Linked DNA regions of Homo sapiens: region 1 is linked to region 2. A link is a contact called in ENCODE Hi-C data. All regions are on one chromosome and are shown on one strand. Each heading gives the region's core, a stretch centred on a gene start or an enhancer-like site at or near the end of the contact. The rest is flanking DNA. Distances are from core to core; before and after follow the strand shown.

The links. A loop is a pair of places that touch in the nucleus more often than their neighbours do. Pooled maps may share reads with other maps.
Region 1: a loop to region 2 is called in a pooled map, with 5 times the contacts of the local background. The contact joins two enhancer-like sites. A Hi-C loop is called at or near these places in 3 of 37 single-sample maps with no recorded cell type and 14 of 50 pooled maps.

The regions. Positions count from the first base shown.
Region 1 is chr2:46,777,460-46,782,376 of GRCh38, forward strand. No RefSeq gene overlaps it. Among named protein-coding and RNA genes, the nearest start is that of LINC01118, 37 kb to the right of the region's middle. RefSeq lists a silencer at 4,291-4,585. Within about 2 kb of position 3,126, at least 13 of the 41 ENCODE cell types and tissues checked have a DNase peak (open chromatin) inside an H3K27ac peak, as active enhancers do.
Region 2 is chr2:47,321,552-47,326,509 of GRCh38, forward strand. The region is part of intron 3 of EPCAM-DT (EPCAM divergent transcript); the gene reads right to left. Among named protein-coding and RNA genes, the nearest start is that of BCYRN1, 11 kb to the right of the region's middle. RefSeq lists a silencer at 1,619-1,913 and enhancers at 1,619-1,913, 1,895-2,054. Within about 2 kb of position 1,725, at least 3 of the 41 ENCODE cell types and tissues checked have a DNase peak (open chromatin) inside an H3K27ac peak, as active enhancers do.

The DNA.
Region 1 (4,917 bases), core at 1,876-4,375, 540 kb before region 2:
GCCCTCTAGCCTGGCCAACAGAGCAAGACTCTATCTCAAAAAAAAAAAAAAAAAAAAAAAAGTTGGAAATAGCTGTTTTGCTGTTGATAAATGAATGGATTTAAATTTCCACATGTTGCTTCTCCAGATCATTTCATGATCATTCAAGTGGAAACCGCAGCAATTAGAAGTGTTGCATATGGTTGGAATGTAATCACTTTACATTTTGAGCGTTCCTTCTAAAAGCAATTTCTTTTGATTCAATGTAAAAATTCATAAGTACATATCAGGCACCCATACTATCCAGGTACTAAAGGGAATACAAAAGGTGCACATCCTACTCCTCAATTATTAATTTTTGCGGCTGGACGCGGTGACTCATACCTGTAATCTCAACACTTTGGGAGGCCGAGGTGGGCAGATCACCTGAGGTCAGGAGTTTGAGACCAGCCTGGCCAGCATGGTGAAACTCTGTCTCTACTAAAAATACAATAATTAGCTGGGTGTGGTGGCACGCACCTGTAATCCCAGCTACTGGGGAGGCTGAGGCAGGAGAATCTCATGAACCCAGGAGGCAGAGGTGGCGGTGAGCTGAGATTGCACCACTACACTCCAGACTGGGATTTAAGAAAATGTGTAGTTAAATATTGCCTAAAATGCTCGAATGTAGGTTATAAACAATGAGAATAGGGCCCATGAAGAGATTTTCGTTTTTCACAGAGGTGAGACTTAAAAAGGCCTTGAAGGATAAATAGAAATAGAAGCAGAGTAGAAGGGTTATTCCAGGAGAATATTAGTTTGGATGAGGGCACAGAGGCAGGAAGATGGAGCTTAGCTTGAGGGAATGGAGGTCACTGGTGCTGTGAATATTTGCAGACAGCCATATCCAGAGCTGAGAGGTGAAAGAACAGACTGGAATAGTTCTTTTCTTTTTCACTCTCCTACCTTATTTGCTTTTGGTTTAGCAAGGAGGATCGAAAGTAAACCAAGAGAAATGGTGGGGGGCAGCAGAGGGAGGTGGGAGGGAAACTCCAGGATGAGTTATGGTCAGCCAAAAGAAGCTGTTGAAATAAAATGACCAAGAGTTAATGCCTTTATAGACGCAGGGATGCACAGCCTAGATCCCCTTCCTCTAAAGGACTTGCTGCCCATCCACTGAAAGCTTGGTCAGCAGCCAGCCCCCAGCTATCGGCTCTTTCAGGGCCTGCCTTGTTGCAAAGGGCCGCCTCCCTGCAAAGAGCTGCCTTGCTCAAAGAGCTGCCTTGCACTAGGTCATGCTCTTCTGGTGGCAGCTTGCATCCTGTCACAGAGAGGCAGGGGTGTGAAAGCACAGCCATCTCATTTGCTCTGCAGGACAATATCCACTCCAGAGTTCCTGCTAGACTGGCCAAGACCTTGTTGCCATTCAACTTCTTTCCCATTCTACTCGCTCCCTCCTTCCTTCACAGGTGTTGAGCCCTAATAAAATTTTGCACCCGAAATTCTGCTTCATTATCTGTTTCTGGAGAACCCAACCTGTAACATTTTCCCAGCCAGGGCTGAATACACACACACACACACACACACACACACACACACGTGCTCTCTCTGTATATATGTTTCTGTGTATGTATATATGTATGTATATTTTTAATTACTTTTCTCCATTCAATAGTATACTGCCTATCAATTATTAGCAAATTGTATTTTCAACCTGTTGGCTTATTTATTCTAAATATAGCCATTTTCCTCTAAAGAGAAATCTTTGTTGCCAAAAGAATTTTATAATGGCAAAATCAGTCATTTTCCCCACTAATCGCAATGTAATTTTGCCCATTTTGAGATGGGCAAAAATCATATGTTCAGAACAGTAAGGTGAGACAGAATCAGCTAATTTACTGATAACTGTGGGCACTACCTGAACTGACGTATCATGCTGCTACGCACTTTAGTACCAGGCTCTCTGGTGGCCAGTTCTTTGCAGGATAACGTGGAATAATGCTTATGTAAAATATGACTTCCAAGACTAATTCTCAACTTCAGACTCCCCACTCCCAGCATTATTGCTTTGGCATTAGTAATGTTAGTCAGAAATATGAGTAATTCTTGGCAAGAATGGGAAGCATTCAACTTGTAACTTCAAAAAGACATTATCTGAAAGGTTGAAAGCCAGTTTCTAATAGTACCTGGTATCTTGGCTTCAGGGCTCACAGCAATCCTGTGGAGAAAGTATGAGTTTCCCATTTCAACAAAGAAGGTGAGGCTTAGAGGGAAAGGAAGTTGCTCAAGATTTGCTCTGGAACAGAGCCAGGATTCCCACTCAGATCTTCGACTCTGAATCCTGCAGGCCTTCACCTGTGCGAGCACTGAGCGCCTGGCTGCCAGCTCCAGAGCTCCTCTGGGGCCTTGGTCAGTGTGGTGTTGTTTATGTCCAGCACACTTTCCGTTGGTCTACTGGAGGACAGTTCCTGTACAGGCAGATGACTTCCTTCACCAAGGACCTGTGACTCTCTCCCTGAGGGCTTTCTCTGACATCATCTGCACATGGACAGCTTAGACTGAAAGTTTCAGGGGTTCGATGCCTTCCAGAGGCACCTCTCTAACAATAAGAGCCCAGATTGAGTGGAAATACCCCAGCTTCCTTACCACTCCAGCCTCCATGCCCTTAGTGGCATGATTCCGAGGTGCATCCTACACTGACTCTTGGTGGCTCCCTGGCCAGAGCTCATTCGCGTGGCCCTCAGCAGCTCTCCTCCTTCCCTGGCTGTCTTCCTCACCACCTCTCCGTGATTCCAGGAATCAGCTCCCGAATAAACGACTTGCACCCGAATCCTTGTCTCAGGGTCTGCTTCTGGGGGCACACCGAGGAAGACAGCAATCCCGTCCTAAGGTTTTGCACATCTGAGCCAGAGGGACCCCCTGGGACCGGGTCTCAGGGCTGAGTTTTGGAGGAGTGGGAGACACTCAGGGTGCGGCTTGAGGAGGGATGAGGTGAGACTTTGAGGTCGGCAGATGGCATTTCTGGCAGGCGCCTAGCATGGAAGGTGTGAGAGGAAGAGGGAGGTTGGGGACAGTGGACATCCTTGGGGGTGGTGGGGAAGGAATCAGGGCTGGGAACCTGCCTCTGTCAGCAAAGGGAACTGTGCCAGTGGGCCCCAGGACCAATGCCAGGGAGGCCACGTTCACCCAGCGGCTCAGCCAAGTCTTTTTAAGGAGTGGAATGGGAAATGCCGTTTACTGGCTTGCTGTTGGCCCAGTATTTATTGTTTTACATTTTTGCCCTGGAATTTCCATTGTCCTTACTCCTTAGAGGAGACTACACTTTTGCAGCTAATAAAATATGTTCTCCAGGTTAAATGGCATTTCAGCAAGTGCCATCATTACATTTTTCAGCACCCAGCCACTTACATAGCTCTTCCATTTTGTCCTGATAAAATCACCCTGTGCAGTGAGCAAGGCGAGGGTTATATGCCCGCCTCTGCGATGCTGGCTAATGTGCTCACAGCGCCCCAGCTATGAGTAGCATGGGTCGGGGGAGTGCACAGAGCCTGTCAATGTGGCTTCACTCCTGCGGCAGGCCCCAAGGGTGACAGCCCTCTGCTGGCGGACTCAGAGCTATTCCAGGAGTAGGCTGGGCTGGCCCCACGAGGGGCAGAAAGCCAGCGCCTATAGATGCAGCTCTCTTCTACCCATCTGTCCTCTCGAGCCCCCACTGCAGCCGGCTGGGCTTTCCAAGTCCTGTTTTTTTCCATTGATTCTAGGGATGGCAACGTTTGGATAGAACATCAGAGCTCGGTTGGTGCCTGGGCAGTCATGACCGTGGGCATGGGCAGGGCAGCATGGTGACGTGGGGCTGGGCTCAGGATCAAATGAGACAGGCCTGAAATCCATCAGAGCCTCTTAAAGCCTGGACAAGTGGCCAGTTCTTTGAAGGGTTTATATCTGTATTGCCTAGTGCAGCTTCCAGATGTGTGGTTTAGGATGTTGAAAGCACTTGTTATTGCTTGTGTTAATATGATGAAAGCAATACTAATAAAGTGTAGTCTCTGAGGCTGATGAATGTGATCTCTGAGGCTGCTTTCCCCAACCTTGGGGAGGTGGGCTGTTGGGTGGCCATGTCAGATTCAGTTCTGGCAGGATGCTGGGGGCCTTCCGGCAGCACCGATGCCCTGGCTCAGAACCTTTTGCTTGTTGCTCCCCAGGGGTGGTCAAGGCCAGGGAGCAGCTCCAAGCCTTCCTGGCAAGGCTAGCTGTGGAGCCGGAAGCGGGGACCCTGCCCCATCCATCCTCCACAGACTCCAAGTCCTTCCAGGCCTGGCCCCGCTGCTCAGTCCTGCTCAGTCCCATGTGGAGGGAAAACTCCGAATCCTAGAGTGGCCTGAAGTCTCCCAAGTGGGGAGCAAGGAGCAGGCAAATTGGTGCCCTTTCTACTGAAATATCTGCTTCTTTGTCACATCCAACAACTCCAGGGAATTATGACCTTTCTTGACCAGCATTTTCCTCTAACCTTTCCATCTTCCTCCCAGGAAAGTGAGGACTCAACAATACAAGTTACAAAACCCTTCTGCTGGAATCAGACCAAAAGGAAGCTCTCTAATAAGAATCTATTGTGAATGTTGTGCTGTTGTGCCTAGATCTCCACAAGGGCACAGATGACTGGGAATTCACATCTCTCGCTCCTTTTAAACCCTCAAGTCTGAGTCTAGCTGCTGCCATACAGAGACCGTTTCCCTGTGAAGCCTCTAGACTTGCCACTGAATTGACCTGCCCTGTAGAAAGGACATTTCTCTTCCCTTTGGATAGAGTATTGTGAGAAGGCTGTCTTTGAAGCCTCAGAAGAGTGGCTTTTGTCTCCTTTGTTCCCATAAGGAAAAAGATGTCAGATGAGAGGCCAATCTTTTGTCACCTTCCCAGAGACCACCCCCATAGGAATCTGCCCCTCCTCCCCTCTTAGCTGTA
Region 2 (4,958 bases), core at 475-2,974:
TTGCCTTTGTAGGTTGTACTATACTTGCACATTTCCAAGGGCTGAGGAAGGGAAGGTGAGAAACGTGGTGATGAGCCCCACTGTGGCCAGCACTGTGCCAAGCGATCTTTAAAGGTGGTGGTTTTAGCCTTACAACCACCTGGGTGGCCAGTATCTTCATTCTCACTCTGCAGTGGAGAGATTACAGCTTTAGATACTGAATGCTGTGGCTCAGGGGGCTGGGGCTGACAGTGCACCCTCGTAAGCCAGTGGGGAAGAAGTCTGGCGGCAAGGTAGCTGGCAGCTTAGGAAGCACCTGGGCTGCTTGCTAAGGAGTGGGACTTTCTTCCAGAAGCTACAGGGGGCCCAGTACAGTAGTGAGAGAGCCATCTGATCAAATCTGTTGGAAAGCTGCCTGGCAGCTGTGTGAGGGCTGGGTGGGGAAGGGGGAGGAAAGATTGCAGAATGAGATCAGAGAGAGGACTATGGAAGGACAAATCTGTTTTCCCTCCTCCCCCTATCCCATGCATACCGAATAACAGTCTCTAGAATCAAAACAAGCATTTTATTTTATTTTGTTTTTCAAGACAGTGTCTCAATCTGTCACCCAGGCTGGAGTGCAGTGGCATAATCTCGGCTCACTGCAACCTCTGCCTCCTGGGTTCAAGTGATTCTCCTGCCTCAACCTCCCGAGCAGCTGGGACTAGAGGTGAGTGTCACCACACCTGTCTAATTTTTGTATTTTTAGTATAGATTAGGTTTCACCATGTTGGCTGGCTGGTTTCGAGCTCCTGACCTCAAATGATCCTCTTGCCTCAGCCTCTCAAAGTGCTGGGATTATAGGCATGAGCCACTGCGCCTGGCCAAAGCAAGCATTTTAATAACCCATTTTAAAATTTTAGACCCAAGTCAGTGACCCCTGTATTAATTTCGGTAATCAAAAGTTGGCTAAATTGAGCCAGCTGAGTGAGACAAGGTTGTGCACTCAGCACTACCCTGGCAGGTGGCTGCTAGGAAGACATGCTAGAAAAGATTGGCCATCGTGACAAAGGGAGAGCAGGTGAAGGCACTGACGGGGTTTGGGATTTAGGCAGACCTGAGGTTGATTTCTGGCTTAGCCATTTACTAGTCATGAAACATTGAAAACATCATTTAATCTCTCCGATTTTCTTTACTTCATCTTTAAAATAAGGGTCAGCTGGGTGTGCTGGCTCACACCTGTAATCCCAGTACTTTGGGAGGCTGAGGCAGGAGAATCACTTGAGCCCTGGAGTTCGAGACCAGCCTAGGCAACACAGTGAGACCCCCCCCCCCCCGCCAATCTTTACAAAAAAAATACAAAAATTAGCCAAGTGTAGTGGTGTGCACCTGTAGTCCCAGTTATTTGGGAGGCTAAGGCGGGAGGATTACTTGAGCCCCGGAGGTCAAGGCTGCAGTGAGCCCTGATCACTATATTCCAGCCTGGACAACAGTGAGACCCTGTCTCAAAAACTACACTACACTACACTACACACTACACTACACTACACTACACACTACACTACACTACACTACACTACACTACACTACACTACACCACACTACACCACACTACACTACGGGTCATCAACTTTCTCTTGCATGATTGCACGAGTACTATATTCAAAGTGACTAGCACACCAGTGGTGCTTGGTAGGGACTAGCTAAAATATCCTCATTCCGACCTGGGAGCCACAGTGATGGCGCACATCTGCCTGGCCCCTTCCTGTGGAGCAACACTGCCCTTCAGTGGCTAAACAGTGAATGACAGGTGTGCCGGCTGCTCCCACCCAGCCCTGCATTCCACACGTCAGAAGAGTTGTTTAAGGGTCAGACCTGCCGCATGTACTTTTCACAAAGTTGGAGCCCTACCTTGGCCAGCAGGTGACAGGTCCCACTGTCCCCAGGACAGGGCGAACTCAAGGCCAGTGGATTCTGAATCTTGGGCTGGGAAGAAAACACAAGCTCAAGTAGTCTTGGAACAGCTCTCTAGAGATGGCCATGACCTCCAACCCACTCCACCCTAGCCACAAGAATAGTGTAAATGAAAAGCAAATGCCAGTGGCACATTCTGGCACCCCTTGGCAAAACAAGGAAGGAAGCCATTCCACAAACACTTAGCGGGCACCGTCCAGGCCTCTGGGTCCGTGCTAGGCTGCAGATACCATGGCCAACAAAAAGGAAGCTGACTATTTAGTTGGGAGAAGGACATTAATGAAACAATCACCCAGATACGTAATTGCAGACTATAACAAGGATCTGAAGGGAAGGCTCAGGGTGCTGACTCCATCCAGGACAAGATAAGGAGTGCTCCTTGGTGCTACTGTGGGCTTCATGAGCACCTCCTGGTGAAGCCACTGCCCCTGGGGCCTGTGCACACTGTGGACATTGAAATGCTCACTGCTTCTGGAAGTGGGCTGATGTGGCTCTGGGCTGTCTACGCCTCCAGCTGGTAGATAGGAGTCAGGGAAGTCACCAAAAGATGAATAGGCATTAGTAAGTACTGGTGGAAACCCAGGAGCGGGAATGCCATGCTCAAAGGCTCTGAGGTGGGCCCGGCACAGTGGCTCACACCTGTAATCCCAGCACTTTGGGAAGCCGAGGCAGGAGGATGGCTTGAGCCCAGGAGTTCGAGACCAGCCTGGGCAACATGGCAAAACCCTGTCTCTACAAAAAAAAAAAAAAAATAGCTGGGTATAGCAGTGTGCACCTGTAGTCTCAGCCACTCAGGAGGCTGAGATGGAGGATTGCCTGAGCCCAGGACGTAGAGGCTGCAGTGAACTGTGATTGTGCCACTACACTCCAGCCTAGACAACAGAGCAAGACCCTGCCAAAAAAAAAAAACAACAAACAAACAAAAAAACAAAAAGGCCCCGAGGTGGGGTCCCATGGGGATATCTTTAAGGAAATGTGTCTGGAGCTCAGAAACCCAGAACAAGAGTAGTGCAGGTGACACTAGGGCAGTAGGCAGGGCAAGGCCTTAGGCACTGGGGGGCAATATCAGGGGTGTGGTCTTGATCCTAAGACAGTGGGACACCACAGACAATGCTCCTGCCTCCCTGCCAGCTGTCCTCCTTCAGGGATAAGGCCCCTTTTGCTGCCTCCCTCCTCCCCTCACTGCCCAGGGTGCCTCCATCAAGTCTTCTCTGGATTTCATCCTTTTCTCCCAACTCCCAGTAACATCCTCTCAAATTAAGTCTGGGATTTTTTTTCTTCCTCCCTTCTTACCACAGTAAAATTCTGTTAGATAAAAACTAGCATTTAAAACCATACTCCAGGGCAGGTTCAGTGGCTCACACCTGTAATCCCAGCATTTTGGGAGGCTGAGGTGGGCGGATCACCTGAGGTCAGGAGTTCGAGACCAGCCTGGCCAGTATGGTGAAACCTCGTCTCTACTAAAAATAATGAAAAATAGCTGAGCATGGTGGCACATGCCTGTAATCCCAGCTGCTCAGGAGGCTGAGGCAGGAGAATCGCTTGAATCCGGGAGGTGGAGGTTGCAGTGAGCTGAGATCACACCACTGAACTTCAGCCTGGGGGACAGCGCAAGACTTCGTCTCAAAAACAAACCAAAAAAAGCATACTCCAGTCAGGCCCAGTGGCTCTCGCCTGTAATCCCAGCACTTTGGGAGGACGAAGTGAGAGGAGAGCTTGAGCCCAGGAGTTTGAGACCAGCCTGGACTACATGGCAAGACCCTGTCTCTAAAAAAAAATTTCTTAATTAAAAATAAATAAATAGAAACCACACTCACACTTCTAAGCTGCAAGGACTTGTTGCCAGCCCCGTATGCTCATCCCTGTGTGGGCTGAGCCCGGGAATGAAAGAGGAAATGTACTCCGACCTTGCCCCTGAGGGGCTTCCCATCTCGCCCTGAATCCAGGGGCTACCTTTCAGCCAGCTGCACTACTCCATTCAATGGAAATGGCACTTGGAAATGCTTCTTCTCTTTCTGAACATTTAGGTCCTCACACAGCAACCAAGCCAGTGGTCAGTGAGTGCATTTTGTGAACGCTTTGAGGTATAGAAGGAAAGAGCACTGGACCCCTGCAGTCTGAAAACATGGGTTTGTAACCTGGCCCTGCCATTTTTCAGGCTGTGTGTCCTTAAACAAGACTTCTCTGAGCCTCGATTTCTTCGTTAGTAGAGTGGGGTAAACAAGACTTTCCCTGTCTACCTTGCAGAGGGTTTATGGGGATCGTATGAAGTACCACAGTGGTTCCTGGATGGCAGTCCTTAAACAGGTGCTACACATGAGGACGTTTTCACCAGCCCACGGTGAGATGAGGAAAATCAGGACAACGAAAGGAGGTGTTTACAAAGGTAGATTTATTCAACCTAAAGGCCTGGACTGTACTCTGAGATTGTGTCTTTCTTGGGGTTTATTTGCATTGAAATTACATTTACTTTATGAAATGATAGTGATGTTAGCAGATTTTTAAAAATGTTTTTACTTAACAAAATTAAAGTACAACTACCCAGTTTGGGAGATCTTACCAGTCTGTAAAGCCCCAAACCCTTTTGAGTCAGTGAACCAGAAAGCCTTGGCAAACCACAAAGAGCTACGACCAGAGGCCACCTCTTGCTGTCTTCCTTTGCTGCCCCTCTGCTAGCTAAAGCCTGTGTGGTAGGGGTGGGTTCCAAGGGTCAAGGCCCAGACATGCTTTTCATCTTGACTTTAAAAGCACAGATTCTGGAACCAGACTGTTAGGGTTTAAATATCAGTTACACTCCTTTCTAGTTGCGTATGACCTTGGACAAGTTGCTTCTGCTCTCCATACTTTGATGCTCTCATTTATAACATGTGTGTATTAATAGTGAAGATTAAATGTAAGGCAAGGGCTGGGAACGGTGGCTCCTGCCTGTAATCCTAGCACTTTGGGAGGCTGAGGCAGAGGGATCTCTTGAGTCCAGGAGTTTGAGGCCAGCCTGGGCAATATGGTGAAACCCCACCTCTACAAAA